2 separate regions of the Mus musculus genome follow, and region 1 is linked to region 2. The links are chromatin loops, found by intact Hi-C in ENCODE. Cell type or tissue: heart. All regions are shown on one strand.

Region 1 (8,000 bases), 230 kb after region 2:
TAGCCCCCTCTTACTCACAGTTAAAAGCTCCATAGCACCGACAGCTTGGCTCAGGACCTCTGACCTGACAACTCTGCAGTGGCTCCTCTCCACCCTGCAGTACACGAACCCTCTATTCTCCTCTCCACAGTCCCCTCACGGGCCCCCATTTCCTGTAGACCTTAGGTTGCCTTTTTTTCAGTTCTTCTCAACCCCAGTCACAAGATATCTTTGCCTTTACTTGACTGACATGGACACCCACCATCCTACCCAGCTCATCCTACCCCAGGGGCTTGGGGACAGCCTGAGTTTACTTGGCCAGGCTCTGGCCTCTGATTTACTCTCTTTGTCTCTGCCTAAACCCAAGCTTATACAAATATGCAGATGAATTTCTCTTTTGTAGTCTATCCCTGAAAATCAGCCAGGCTGACACCTCTACTTTATTAAACCTCCCACCTGACCAGGGATACAGAATTCACCCTCTAAAGTCCAGCTGACCGTTCCTCGGGTTACTTATCTGCACCAGCTAGAAGGCCACTGTCCTAGATAGAAAACGTTTCATTCAGTCGCCTGTAGTCACTGGGGACGACTGCTTCCTCACTCCTGCCTCCCCGCTTCCTACGCTCACTCCCTATATGAGGTGGCCCTAGCCCCTTACACATACCCTTGCTTGCCCCATTCCTAAACCCTTGTGTAAGCTTCAGCAGGCCCTCCTCCAGGCCCCGGGCCTACACTTTTCAGATTTGACGCGCTCCTTCTCTATGTCACAGAGAGGGACATCCCCTCGGGGTGCTGGGTTGCCAACTAGCACCTTCTTTGCTCCTGTTGCATACTTATGGGAACCAACTGGACCATACTATCCAAGGATGGACACCCTGCCTGTGTGCTCTGGCCACAGCCAGACTTCTTATATGCAAATCCCAAAAGCTAGCCTCCAGGTTGCCTATTACTGTCCTTTCCCACACCACTGCCTACCCTGACATCCGAGGGTCTCCAAACAGTCCCACTGCCTGAGTTTCTCCCTTCAGGTAGCACTGGGAGAGGACACTACACTTGCCTTCCAGCCATGCCCACCTCTCGACATTTCAAATCTCCTTTTCCAATCAATCTCAGATATTCCTCATCTCACTGCTGCATGAAGACCCTAGAAATACCCCCTCACCCCCCTCCCCACACACACACAAGGGAGCACTACTTCAGGATACTCACACTTGGTACACAGAGGGCAGCCCCTTTTGGCATGCAGGAGTCTGAAAGGCAGGCTATGCCACTGTTGTGGACAGCAAGGTGGTTGAGATGCCGGCTCTTCCAGCCCGAAACACAAACCAACGCGGTGAACTAGTTACTGGTTCTTATCCAGGCCTTTGGATTAGCAAAGGGACAACCCCTACACCTTTCTACAGACTCTAAAAATACCTTCCATACTCTCCTGTCACACACAGCCACTTGGAGGGATTTTGGACTTAAGGACAAAGGGAAGACAATAACCTATTCAAACCAAATGTGGCCATGCTAAAGGCCTTGTGCCCGCCATGGCCGTAAGAATCGCCCGCTGTCAAGCACACCCAGCAGACAGTTCCATTGTCTCCGAGGGGATAACCAAGCCGTCCAGGTATCTGAAGGCAAAGCTTCCAGAGGTCAGGATCCTACTCGAAGGCCACAAGGAAGTTTCATGTTATAACCCAGATTTTAATCATCATCCCCAGATGCTAGGCAAATTTTATCTTGTCTGCACCTATCCTTCACCTCATTTAAAATCTATTTATGGGCTGGAGAGATGGATCAGCAGTTAAGAGCACTGGCTGTTCTTCCAGAGGTCCTGAGTTCAAATCCCAGCAACCACATGGTGGCTCACAACCACCTGTAATGGGATTCGATGCCATCATCTGGTGTGTCTGAAGACAGCGACAACATATTCATATACATAAAATAAATAAACAAATCTTATTTATAAATCGTATTAATAATTCTTTAAAAATGGTTATGTTTAAAAAAATAAATAAAATCTATTTACAGCCAACCCGCAGGTCGGCCTATCCTTTCTAAGAGCTATCGCTATTTCTTATAAAATTTGTCAAACTTCTAATCCCACCCCAGGCACAGGGATCTTTCTTTACCTGCTCTTTAAGCTGGGAGATTCCTCCCTGAGATGGCCCGTGGCTGGCCTTCACCCATGTGCCCACCATTGGACATTTCAAACGCCTTTTAGCTTCGGTACACGCATTTTCAGAGTGGGTGGAGGCTTTCCCCACCTCTGAGGTCACAGGTTGTCTCCAGTCTTCCCAGGGAGATCATCCTGTTTCAGAGATCCCACCTCCCTTCAATCAGACAGAGGCCTCAAATTTACCTCTCAAATCTTCAGCTTAAAGCCCTTAGCAGAGCATAGCATAGCATAGCATAGCAGAGCAGAGCAGAGCAGAGCAGAGCATAGCGTTTCCTTGTCCCCAGGTAAGGTGCAATAAGCCAGTTGCTTTCTCCTAAAAACATCCTTATCACGCTCTCTCAGGAGCTCCATGTAGGGCAGGGGCGTGGGGTGGGGTGACCCTTACCTTTAATCCCAGCATTTGGGAGGCAGAGGCAGAGGCAGGTGGATCTCTGTGAGTTCGAGGCTCTGGTCTACAGAATGAGTTCTAGGACAGCCATGGCTGCACAGAGAAACCCTGTCTCCAGGAGACCTCCACGTAGATTGGATAAAACTCCTGCCATTGTCTCTCCTCCAACCCCACCCCCCTTTCAGACTCATTCATGGGTGGCCGACTGTGCCTCCTGGCTGCACGTCCCAGCTACCTCTCCAGCCACCTTTTCTCCACCTTGTTTAGGCCGTCTCTGTGCTCTCCTCTGGAATTTCACCCATCAGCAATCGCCTCAACCTCTTTGGAAGGACAGCATAAACCCCATTTGTCTCCATGTAAGGACCAGGCCTGATTTCGAAAAAAGGCCATAAGGCGCCAGCTCCAGGAACAGACCGTAAAATCCAGAACAAGACCATAACCCCCTCTCAAAGAACAGCCCGGGGATAACGGCACACATGGGGAAATATCTTATCTTGGAATGGGCCACCTGTGCTGGGCAGCCCTATCTGATCCTATGGTTAAACATTCATGACAGGAATGCAGGCCACTGACCTCCAGGACCCGCCAATGAAATTTTAGATTACCTAATCCTTTTTTTTTTTTTTTTTAAATCAATCCTTGGCCGCCCTCTTCTTGATGAACTTGAGTGTGCGCTTGTCCTGGGACACCTTGAACAACTCCATGGCGCGCCGCACATAGGGTGCGAAGCCGCACACCTCTGGGATCTTGTTCCCCCACGTACGAACTTGGTGAGCTTGGTGAGGCACCTGCAGCACCGGCTGTGTCTCGGCTTGCTGACATTCCTCGTCACCTCGTGGCCCTTGTTGAGGCCCACGGCCATGGGGTAGCGCAGGACCATGGCTGCTGTTCTCCGATGGCAGCCGGGACAGTAAACTAGATTACCTAATCCCCTACCTTTTCTTTTTCCACCCGCTCTTACTCCCTCTCATCGGCAGCGCACTATGGAGACTTGAGGTGTAAGGGACGTAGGCTCAGCTGTCCCTTCACCTGCTTGGCAGGGTTTCTGAGGCTCACCAGCAGGCCATCACCACTAAGCCTAAATCAACTTCTAAGACACCTGTCCCTGTGGCTGCTTTCTCTATGACCAAACTAGAGATTACTGTCGGTATTGGCCAGAGATTTATGGAGGAGACGTGGTGGACATTCAGTGTGGTCATTTGAACCCCATAGACTTGTGTTTGAACGTGTGACCCCTAGGGAGTAGCACTATTAGGAGGTGTGGCCTTGTTAGAGGAGGTGTGGCCTTGTTGGAGGAAGCGTTTCACCATGGAGGCTGGCTTTAAGGCCTCATATATGCTCAAGTTATGCCCATTGTGACACAGAGTCTCCTTCTGCTGCCATGGATCAAAATGTAGAACTCTCAGCTCCTTCTCCAGCACCACATGTACCTGCGTGCTGCCATGCTTCCTGCCATGATGATAACTCTGAACTGTAAGCTAGCACCAATTTAGTGTTTTCCTTTATAAGAATTGCTGTGGTCACAGTGTCTGTTCACAGCAATAGGAACCCTAAATAACTCAGGAAGCTTCAGGAAGTCCCTAAAACAGACTAGATTCACCAGGCCCATCCATGCCAGAGTAAGCAATAGAAACCGAGATTCCCTCTGCAGAAGAGCAGAACCAAGCTCCAAAGACTCTTAACGCAGACCAGCTGCCCGGAAGAAGCAGAAACCAGCAGAGCTGCCTGGCAGAGGGTTAGAGCACAGACTGGAAAGGACACCTCCAACCTGTCGTGCTGCCTGCAGGCTGTGCAGTGCTCTCGAGGCTCCCAGCTCTGTGAGCTGTCACCCATGCTGCCGTGAGCCTTGGTGATACAACTGTCTTTGAGTAATTTCTGCTCCTGTAAGAAACACCAATAAAACCCACTGGCTCCCCAAGTTGGGCTTTCCTGGTATCTGTACTTGGGTCTGTTGGGGGTCGGGGGGATGGGTGAATAGACATGTGGAATGTCTCCCCAGGAAATTTTGTTACACAACAGGGCCAGACCTTAAGTGGAAAAGGGTGCAGGGGGGCAAATCAGGAAGGCACATGAGCCCCGACCTGGGGGGGGGGGTGGGCGTGGGGTGGCTCCTATAGAAGGTTTTCTGGCTCTTTAAGCACCTCCCAGGGACAGAGGAGTCTATCTATAGAGGTATTATATTGAGATGCCCCATCCAGTGCCAAGGGCTCTGTCTGCCCCCTGCTGGTGACAGGATGTACTTACTGCACGATGTTCCACAGCCTTCAGGCCCCATAATGGGCAATGTGGTCCAGAAGCTCTCAAGAGCACACAGGAAAAGAACAGTCGCTTGCAGTCAGGTGATCGCGGTGGCGCACGCCTTTAATCCTAGCACTGGGGAGGCAGAGGCAGGTGGATCTCTGAGTTCAAGGCCAGCCTGGTCTACAGAGTGAGTTTCCTGGGGAGACAGTACAGATGTCTACTCATCCGATAGGGGGCTCATGACAGACCAAGTACGGCTACACTGAAAAACCCTGGCTGGAAAAATAAAAAAACCAACAAAAACCACCACCAACAACTGTGGCCACCTTGTGCTGACTGGGGATCAACTGCACTTCAAAACTCCCTCAGCCTCGCTAGGCTTCCCGGGCACTGATGCTGACACACCCAGGCAGACCCACAGGACGATACCTGTGGTAGTTTTCTCTGAGCTGCTGTCCTACCAGTCACTGAGAGAAAACATGGTCAAAGCCTAAAGCAGGAACTGGGAGTCAGCAACCGAAGCACAGAGGAACACTGCCTACCCTCTGGCTTGCTCAGCTACTTTCTTACATAGCCCAGGCTCATCTGGGCTAGGGATGGCTCCGCCCACAGTGGGCGGGCTCTCCTACATTAATGAGCAATTAAGACAATGTCTCTCAGGCGTATCCACTGGCACATCTGATGGAGGCAATTCCTCAAACAGATCCCCTCTTCCCAGATAACTCCAGTTTTGTCTTAAGTGGACAAGACCCAGCACAGTGTGCGCCGAGCCACTGAGGGCCAGCGTTACTTCGGAGCTCGCAGTGTGCTGTTTGAGGTGGATCTATGCAGTGAGTGTGGAATGCTTCCCTCCTTAGTAAAGCAGCAAATGAGGATTGGCTCACGGTGCTGAGATCTGGTTCCTGGCCTGAGCCTTTCTCACAGACACCTCACGGCCTGTTATCGCCTGCTCGTCGCCCACCTGGGCCGGCTCCGGCCCCTCCGGCAATATGCCAAGTATGAGGTTAAACCACAGGCCAGGCACTGGCTCAGTGTGTGTAAACTCATCACCTATAATGCAAGCCTGCTCAGGGAGGAGACCAGTCCTTTGTGAACAGGCAGAGTTTGAGAGCAACAGCGTGATCTTCCCACAAAGGAAGGGCCTGGTGCAACCTGGAGGTGGCCAGAAGCGGCCCAGCCCCTCGGCTGCCCTACCTCTAAACTCCCTGGCTCTAGAAATACTGTCCTACAGTAACACTCAGTGGTGACTTCAGCACACAGATGGCCCTCGAGGTGTCCCACCCTCAAACTTTTATCACTATAAGCACCTTCCTGAGCGACCCCAAGTCCAGACCTTAACTCTGAAAGCTGGAAGGGAACACGAGATCTCCCCAGCAGCCCTGCCCTGGGTGGGCTGCGCCACAGTCACCCAGTACCATCAAAGAGTTCCAGTTCTATCTACTGAAAACGTCCCTCTTCCTGTACCCAACCCTCGACTTCTTAGCAGGTATTAGGAAAGTCCCACTGACAGACTCTTGACTTGACCCACGAAACAGTAGCCACTAATCGTGTATGGCCACTTGGGTTATGAAAAACTCACACCCTCAATCAAGCCAGACGTAAGTATGTGCATGACCGGTGGATTACATGTTGGATGCAGCTGGGCGTGGTGGCGCACACCTTAAATCCCAGCACTCGGGAGGCAGAGGCAGGCGGATTTCTGAGTTCGAGGCCAGCCTGGTCTACAAAGTGAGTTCCAGGACAGCCAGGGCTATACAGAGAAACCCTGTCTCGAAAAACAAAAAACAAAAACAAACATGTTGGATGCTACAAAGACAGGGGCGTTCCTTTCAACAGAAATCTCTCTCCAGATGTATGAGAGAATCTTCATCCTGTTCTTCAGTCTGGCTCAGTTTTGCTGTTAGATAACACTGCTGCCTTAGCTTGGTGGCCTCTATAATGTTTCATAAAAAGGCTTAAAGACACAATTTTATGATTATGTTTTTTTTAAACCTGGCAACGCTATTTCTTTTTTGCAAAACGTGTGCACCATGTGGCTGGAGATATGGCTCAGCAATTAAGAGCAATCATTGCTCCCGCAGTGGACCTGTATTCAGTTCCAAACACCCACTCCAGTACCAAGGGACCTGACACCGTTTTCTGACCTGCACGGGCTCCTGCATGCATGCGGTAGACATACGTGCCCTCAGATGCACACACACACACATGAACCTTTTCAAAGAACACTGAATGATGACCTAAGCTGAGATGGCAAGAATACCAGGGCAGGACACTCCCTCAGTCGTATTCTACCGTGACCGTGTCTCATCTCAGTGACAGGAGCACACCCTCACGGTCTGATGTGGTTGGCTAATTCATACTCGACACAAAGGGGAGGGGTGTAAAAGCAAGTCAAGTCTGTAGAGAACTTCTAAGAGACGGGCAAACAGGCATGCGCACAGATCGAATGATGGTAGGGTTTAATGGAGTTCTGGCCCTTAGCAGGCTAGCCACCTCTGATCGACAGGGGGAAAGAAGTCCCTAACAATTCCACTGTCTTTATTATACATTCTGGCTGCTGTCCTCCAACCCCATCAGACTCATCCAGCATTCTGAAGTCTGTAGTAGAAGCAAGCTATTGCTCTAAGTGACCGGGGATTGTTTAATTCTGATGACCCTTTGGGCCCCTAGGGCAACGAGTTGCTATTCTAGCTCTTAAACGTGGCTTAAAGTGAGCCTGTCTTCCTAGGGGTGGTCCACAACCAGGTGACTGACCTCTATCCACTAGAACGTTAGCTCCCCATTCAGGCCAGAAATCCTACTCTCTTGACCTTTTTCTCTTTGTAGGCCCTCACTGCTTCTGCAGTACTTATTACCCCCTCTAAAGAGGTGACCCTGGAATCACTTAGGAACCAGATCATTTAGGAACCTCCAAACACTTCTGCCATCTCTGGCCTCTGGCAAGAATGAGGCTGTCAAGAGATCCGAGGACACCTCTGGCAGAGAGATAAACTGGTTACTTTTCTTTGGAGTCTTTTTTTTTTTTTCTCCCCCAAGACAGAGTTTCTCTGGATAGTCTTGCGCTGTTCTGGAACTCACTCTGTAGACCAGGCTGGCCTTGAACTCACAGAGATCCACCCGCTTTTGCCTCCTGAGTGCTGGTACTAAAGGCATGTGCCAGCATTGCCCATTCTTTGGAGTTTTTTCATCACCCCTACTCCTGTCAAGAACTGCCAGAAGGAATTGAGG
Region 2 (8,000 bases):
GTTTATACAGATACATGACACAATGGTGTTGGCATCTGTGGTAACAGCAGCAGCCCCCTTGCCATTGCCAAGGACAGGCTGGCAGAAGGTGGCACGCACACCAGGAAAGGCCTGGGTTTGTCCAAAGTCTCAACAGATCAGAGAGAAAAGTCACCACGGCATCAAGTCTGTTTCTTCTTAAAATAAATAAATAGTTTTAGCCAGGTGTGGTAGCATATGCTTTTAGCACTTGGGACTCAGAGGCAGGCAGATCTCTTGAGTTTGAGGCCAGCCTGGTCTACAAAGCAAGTCCCAGGACAGCCAAGGAGATAGAGAAACCCCATTCCAGATAAAAAAAAAAAAAAAACAACCCAAATGAACAAAAAATTAAAAATTGATTAAAAAAACTAAAACCAATTTTTTTTCTGAGTGTTTCGCCTGCCTGCTTGTATGTGTATCATACACGCCTATTCCTATGGAAGTCAGAATCCAGAGTCCCAGACTGTTGTGAGCTGCCCCAAGTGGGTGCTGGGAACTAAACTCAGCTCTTCTGGAGAGGAGTAGATGTTCTTAACCTATGAGCCACAGTTCCAGCCCCAAGTCTAGTTTTCTTCATAAAGACTTTAGCAGCTTGTCAGGTGTGGTATCACACGCCTTCAATCCCAGCACTTGGAAGGCAGAGGCAGGCAGATCTCTGTGAGTTCAAGGCCAGCCTGGTCTACAGAGTGAGTTCTAGGGCAGCCAGGGCTACATAAGAAACCCTGACTCAAAAACAAACAATCAGAAGCAAAACTGCCTTCCTCCCGCTAGAAGTCAACACTGAAGTTCTGGCAGGAGAGGTGTATTATGTGTCCGATTTACATCAGTCACAGAGCAGGGGAAGAAATTCAAATGAAACTCAGCAGGTGAGCCCACTGCCAACACAGGCTGTTCCCTTCAAGTTAGGGTCGAGGCATTCCACTGTTCCTCATTCCAACTGGGCAACAAACCCGAATGTCCTTTGAGCTAAAGCAGAGGGTCTGTAGAATTTTAATCCCAGCATTGGGGGGCAGAGGCAAGACCTGAGTTTGAGGACAGCCTGGTCTACAGAGTTCCAGAACAGCCAGGGCTACACAGAGAAACCCTGTCTCCTAATAATTAAATAACTTGTTTGTTTTAAAAAGCAATCCAGAAAGAACAACAGCAACAACAATGGAACTTAATGTTTTATTTATTTTTTAAGATAAAGTGATTTTCATATGTGGGTGTTTTGCACGTACGGCTGTATACTGTGTGTGCAGCACTCGTGAAGGCCAGAAAAAGGGGTTGGATCCTCTGGAGTAGGCATTACAGATGGTTGTGAGCTGCCATATGGGTTCTGGGAACCAAACCTGGTTCCTCTGGAAAAGTAGCTCTTAACTGCTGAGCCATCTCACTAGGCCACACCACTTAGATTTTGTAAATGAGGGCTAATAACATGGTTCAAGATGCAGAGGGACTTTCTGCCAAGCTTCATGACCTCAATTTAATTCCTAGAACCCACAGGGAGTATCCCTGCACTCTGTGTGCTCACGCTCTCTCTCTCTTTCTGTCTGTCTGTCTCTCTCTCTCTCTGTCTCTCTCTCTGTGTCTCTGTCTGTCTCTGTCTCTGTGTCTCTCTCTGACACACACACACACACACACACACACACACACACACACACGGGGTGGGGGGCGGGGAAACAAAATAAAACACTTAAAGTGAGCAAAGAGAAGTCTAGGCCTGGTAGCACATACCTGTAATCCCAGCACCTGGAGGGTGAGAACAGGAGGATTCTAAGTTCAAGGCCAGGCTGGACTGCAAATTAATGCCTTGTTTCAAGAAAACAAAACCAAACAAACCAGTCTGCAACCCCCAGGTGAGGAGTGGGGTCTCACGTGCTCCCATTGGGAAGGGACAGGCAGGATGATCAAGGAGTGCTCACAGCCCCTAGCTATACATTTCACTTCAGATTATCCATAACAGGGCTAACATAGCTCACAGCACAAAGAACCAAAGGTTACAATGAAAATATAGCTTAGTTGTTAGAGTACTTGCTTACCATGCCCAAAGTCCTGAGTTCAATCCCTAGCTTCACATAACACTGGACAGAGTGGTACATACCTGTAACCTCAGGACTGAAGAGGGTCACAAGTTCAGGTGTTTTGTTTTTTAAAAGAATCAAAGGTACTCTTAGTGGCTGGGTGTTCCTAGTCTTCTGGTCAGTGTCTAACTAGTGACGTTCTCCTATGTCACTTGTCACCTGCCAAGGAGCCTCCACTCTTAGACTAGAGTGCATGCACACAGCCTGAGATGGTGGATGCTGCTGCACACACAGCATGGCCTTCTGCTCCTAGGCTACTCTACTGAACATCACAGCGAGCCCTGCTCACTGCAGCAAGTGCTGTGCTCTCAGACAACATAAAACCTTTTGTTTTTTTGGGTGGGGGGTGGGGGTGAGCAGGGGGCCAGCAGGGTTTCACTAGCTAGTTCTGCCTGACCTCCAACTGGCAGCCCCTGTTTTAGTGCTGAGATTACAGGCATGTAAGACCTGGTTTGTTTGGTTTTGTCCTCTTCCACTATGCTCTTATAGGACTACAGTAAAACCTGTGTCCCTCAGTAATGGACCATGCAATGCATACACACCTGAAAGCGGCCACAGTCTGACTGCATTTGGAACTATATGCTGTTTCAGTAACAATCCGCTAATACCTTCAAAGCTAGGGGTCAGTATTCGCAATAGCAAACTCTGTAAAAAGAGAAAAAGACCGAGGTAACACTAAGACCATATACCACAACAACACAGGCCTAATCAAAGTCCTTGCCTAGCATGCAGAAAGCTATGGATTTGATCCCCAGTACCTCCTTAAAACTGGGTACAGTGGCGCATGCATGTAATCCCAGCACTTGGGAGGGGATGCAGGAGCATCAAAAGTTCAAAGTCATCTTCAACTGTGTATTGAGAATCTCTCCCTCCTCGGTTTCCATCCTAGAACTGCCTCCCAAGAAGGGGAGGGGCCAAGGGAAAGTGTCAATCAACTCCATCAATGAATTTCACTGGACTCAGCCACAAAACAAAACAAAAAAACCGAAGAAACAAAAGTCAATTAACTTTCACCCACAGCCCAGTTTGAGTCTCCAATTCACAATCTTCCTGGCCTCGTCCTACCAGCAAATACTGAAATTGCAAGTGTGCACCACCTATGTGGGCAAAAGGATCGGGAGTCCAAGGGCTGCTCCGAGTACACATGAACGCCTGCCTCCAGACCAGAAAGAAGAGGACGGAAAGGCACGGGTGACCAGGACTCAGTTTGAAGCCGCCAGGGACAGTGATACAGGGCGTCTCTCTCACACACGCCAGGGAGAGACGAACCACCCGAGGCAGATGCTGCCTCCCGTCCCGGGGAGCCCACAGCAGCCATCCTCCTGCGGAAGAGCGAGGTGCAGGCGCACTTCCGGTCGGCGCGGACCGACCCGCCACACCCGCCGCCGCCGGGCTCCGAGCGGGTTACCTGAGGCGCGTGGCCTCCAGCCGCAGCCGGGCCAACCGGAGTCCCGCGGGCCGCGTACGGCCGCCTGGCCCCAGCCCCGGACGAGAGGCCTGGGCCCCTGCCTGAGAGCAGGCCCCACAGCCGTCGGGGCCGGGGCTCCGGGCCGGGGCGGAGCCCGCGAAGCAGCAGCAAGGCGGCCGCCATGGTGCCGAAAGCGGCGCCTGCGCAGTGCGGCTCCGGCCGCCCTAACGGTCAGGTTTTTGAGGGCGGCCTCCCTTTGCGCTTGCGCGGGGTTGAAGGTCGCGCGCTCCTGGCGACGCCTGCGCGGTCCGAACCGTCTGGTATCCGCAAGGTTAGCTGCGAAACCTCGAGAGTCAGCAGGGTGCGCAGCGCGAAAGCTAGCAGCCCGCAGCCTGCGGGTTCACGTAGAGACAGGCTACGGTTACCCGGTATTTTTCTCTCTTGTGTTTTATTAACAGTCCAAGTTGCGGTTTCCAGTACTTGGCAAGTGGATACACGATTCGCTTTTCACGTTATCTCTTTCTTTGGGGTGCGATTTGGTGGTTCCTGTTGGCCACTTCCGTCCTTCCTGTACGTATTTATTTTGTTGTTTCTCTGTGTGGTGCTAGCTGTCCTCTCGCTGTAGACCAGACTGACCTCGAACTCGGAGATCCACCTGCCTCTTGGTTTTGGTTATTTGTTTTTTTAAATACAGTATCGCTGTGCAACAGTCTGGCTTCAAACTCAAGCTCCGTCTCCTGTGTGCCGGCCTGACAAGAATGAACCAGTTTTTCTGAACATCAGAGATCCGGGGGATGCCCCTGGCTGGCTACAGAATCAACTTAGAGCCAGTGGTGTGTGAGACCACAGGGCAGCAGCTACATACAGAGTAGGAAAACGGTGCCCTCAATCTTAGAGAGGGAGGGAGGGGGGCTCCTAAAGTCGGAACTGGAGGGGCTGGAGAGATGGCTCAGCTGTTAAGAGCACTGGCTGCTCTTCCAGAGGATCCAGGTTCAATTCCCAGCACCCACATGGCAGCTCATGACCATCTGTAACTCCAGTTCCAGGGGATTCGACAACCTCCCACAGACATACATGCAAGCAAAACACCAGTGCACATTAAATAAAACATTTAAAGTGGTGATTGGACCCGTGTCCTCTGGAAGAGCAGACAGTGCTCTTAACCACTGAGCCATCTTTCCAGACCCCTCCCCCCCTTATAGCCATTAGTGGTCTACTACCCATTTCTCCAACTCCCTTAGCATCAGGCAACCACTAGCATTCTTTGTTCCTGTGGACTGTGTTTATGACCAAATTAAGAGCCCCCTTAATTATACTCACTGCCCCTGAGGAGCACCCGTCATCCCGAGCTTCATACCATTTGGCTTTGACAGTTCATTTGTGCAGAGACAGAAGGGAGAGCTTGCTGTCCCACCCATGGACAGCTGCAATCCCAGGCCTGGGCAGGGCCACTGAAGCTCTGAGTCCTGCTAGTCCATGCCAGGCTGGTGCCTGGTAGTCTAACTGCAGAAAGCCCCCAAAGCAGTCTCGGTGCCTTTCCTTCCACTCCATGTCTTTCTGTACTCTCCAAGTCCCTTAACACTAAATAATTCAAACAATAAGCCTTCTCGGTGCTGACTGGTGCCTGGCTTCATGTCAAGCAAACTCTCTGAAGTAAATAAATAAATAAAAATTATCTTACTATGTAGTCCTAGCCAGTCTCAAACTCACAAGAGATCTCCCTGCCCCTGCCCCCTCAGGGCTGGATCAAAGGCATGCACACACCGTGCCACGCAGAAGTGAAAGTTTAAATCATTTAATTGTATGGGCTGAGTGTTTTACCTGCTTATATGTAAGTGTATATGTGCCAGCCTGGTGCCCTCAGAGGTCTGAACGTGACATTGAATGCCCTGGAACTGGAATTTTAGGTGATTGTGAACCCCCGGGTGGTGCTGGGGATCAATCTGGGTCCTCCAAAAAAGCAACACGCGTCCATCTCTCCCGCTCCGTAAATATTTTAGTTCATTTCTATACGTGTGGATGTTTTGCCTGCATGCAAGGCACCTAGTGTGTGCCTGGTGCTTAGGGAGGCTAGAAGAGGGCATCAGATCCCCTGGCACTGGAGTTACAGATGGTTGCGAGATGCCATGTGGGTGCTGGGAATTAAACCCAAGTCCTCTGGAAGAGCAGCTGGTGCTCTAAACCACTGAGCCATGTCTCTAGCATTTGAAGTAAAGAGTGTATTTTACAGATTTAGAAAAAAATAGAGCCAGGAGTAACAGTTGTGCACCAAGCACTCTGGAGGTGGATAGAGGGTACTGTCTTCAGTGTAAGTGAGCCGGCCCATCTTGGGAAAAGTGTTTCCTCAAGATTAAATAAACAACTAAAAATGAAAAATATTTTAAGACAATTTTTAAAAACAGGCTAGGGAACTGGCCCTGTGAACAAAGGGCGTGGTGGGAAGCCTTCCATGTAAATTCAGTCTCCAGAAAGGATGGAAAGTCCACACGCATTGCAAAATCTGTCATCCCAGCCTCCTTCCACAAGGAGACGAGATCAGCTTATAACCGCGAGCTTTTCCACCTGTGCCCCAGTTCCCAAATAACTCAAAGGCTTAACATTAATAATAAATGCCTAGGCCATAAGCTAGCTCGTTCCCCAGCTAACTCTTAAGTTAATATCCCGTTTATTCTAACCTGAGTTCCACCTCGTGGCTGGCTTCCTCTCCTCAGCTTCTTGTGCCCATGTCCTCCGTGTTCCAGTGGTGAGAAAGCCACCTGCCTGGCTCTCTCTCCACTGGAAGTCCCGCCTTCTAATCCTGCCTCAGCTTATTGACCATCGGCTTTGTATAGACAGGTGGTGCTTCCACACAGTACACAGGAGATTAGCCCTACATCTCCCCCTTTTAGTACAATAAAAGTCTCTTTCTCTAACTTCAATAAGCTGCATATAATAAGAACAATTATGCCTTTAATCCCAGCACTTGGGAGGCAGAGACAGGCGGATTTCTGAGTTCAAGGCCACCCTGGTCTACAGAATGAGTTCCAGGACAGCCAGGGCTACATAGAGAAACCCTGTCTCAAACAAACAAACAAACAAAAAACGAATTATGAAAACTATCAGGTAAGATTACATTCACAATGTCCAGTCCAAATGCATTTAGCAAACTTGGAGAAAGTATTCCACTCTCTACCCCACCGTGGTGAGTTCAAACTTCTCTACTTAAATCATCTCCTATCATAACTTGGGTTTATCAACCCATAAATATCTTTTTGGACCTTTAAACATTTTCTTAAATCCTAAACAACTTAAGGTTAATGGTGAGACTCTATCTAGTCTTCAACCCCATCAAAAACCTGTGACAGGTGAATATTAGCCACATAAACAGGAAGTGCAGAGCAAGCAGCTCACAAAACTGTAGAACTGACAGCAGTCGTTAGCTCCCTGGACAGTCACCACCACACTTCTGCAGTGTTGCGGCACCGTCTCTAGGCTTTAGACCCAGGATAAATGGCAGACTTTTTGTGAAGCAGGAGTCAGGAAGGACTGCTAGCCCTGTCTTAGCAAAGCATGGCAGTAGACTTCCCTGCATTGTCTGCCCACAGCTTGGACAGCATTCTGTCTGAAGGGAGGCAGAGCTAGCTTGGCATGTTTGAAGCAAACTGTATGGAGGTTCTTCAATCTTTATCACCCACTTTCATGTAGTGTGGGGTGCTGCCAGGGGCGGGCAGGTCTCACTGCCAGTGACATGGAGTGTGGGGTGCTGCCAGGGGCGGGCAGGTCTCACTGCCAGTGACATGCAGTGTGGGTGCTGCCAGGGGCGGGCAGGTCTCACTGTCAGTGACATGGAGTGTGGGTGCTGCCAGGGGCGGGCAGGTCTCACTGTCAGTGACATGTAGTGTGGGTGCTGCCAGGAGCGGGCAGGTCTCACTGTCAGTGACATGGGGTGTGGGTGCTGCCAGGGGCGGGCAGGTCTCACTGCCAGTGACATGTGGTGTGGGTGCTGCCAGGGGCGGGCAGGTCTCACTGTCAGTGACATGGGGTGTGGGTGCTGCCAGGGGCGGGCAGGTCTCACTGCCAGTGAGGCCTTTTATTTTCTTATTGTTTTTAAAATAAGCTTTGTTGGTTTGTTTGTTTGTTTTGGCTTTTAAGCACATTTATTCATTTTGGTAGAAAAAGAAGACAGGAAAGAGTGAATTTATTCCCACAGTAGGACACCAGAATAGTTTTCTTTTTTCTTACAGAGTTGTAAGATCAAAGTCTGCAAAGAATGGCTTGCCTCTCCTCTTTTTTTTTTTTTTAATTAGGTATTTTCTTCATTTACATTTCCAGTGCTATCCCAAAAGTCCCCCATACCCTCCCCCACCCACTCCCCTACCCACCCACTCCCCTACCCACCCACTCCCCTACCCACCCACTCCCCTACCCACCCACTCCCCTACCCACCCACTCCCACTTTTTGGCCCTGGTGTTCCCCTATACTGAGGCATATAAAGTTTGCACAACCAATGGGCCTCTCTTTATAAACATTG

Evidence for each region. Peaks named below come from ENCODE experiments on the same cell type or tissue, not always from the same donor. Only the 100,000 strongest peaks of a DNase experiment are listed, where the experiment ranks them.
Region 1: a loop joins it to region 2, with 12 times the contacts of the local background. A loop is called at or near these places in 6 of 42 quality-filtered maps.

What each region holds. Positions count from the first base shown.
Region 1 is chr8:122,831,962-122,839,961 of GRCm38, reverse strand. It overlaps Gm35466 (a long non-coding RNA gene), which reads right to left. Exons shown (of 3, transcript XR_388150.3): 2 at 4,776-4,904; 3 at 1,929-4,412. Among named protein-coding and RNA genes, the nearest start is that of Cdh15, 12 kb to the left of the region's middle. In heart, a CTCF peak has its summit at 4,759 (motif pointing left); a DNase peak (open chromatin) is centred at 4,761; H3K27me3 peaks cover 787 bases.
Region 2 is chr8:123,061,199-123,069,198 of GRCm38, reverse strand. Spg7 (SPG7, paraplegin matrix AAA peptidase subunit) reads right to left here and starts at 3,691. Exons shown (of 17, transcript NM_153176.5): 1 at 3,490-3,691; 2 at 2,624-2,726. The coding sequence starts at 3,672. In heart, a CTCF peak has its summit at 3,849; a DNase peak (open chromatin) is centred at 3,758; H3K4me3 peaks cover 2,717 bases; H3K27ac peaks cover 2,643 bases.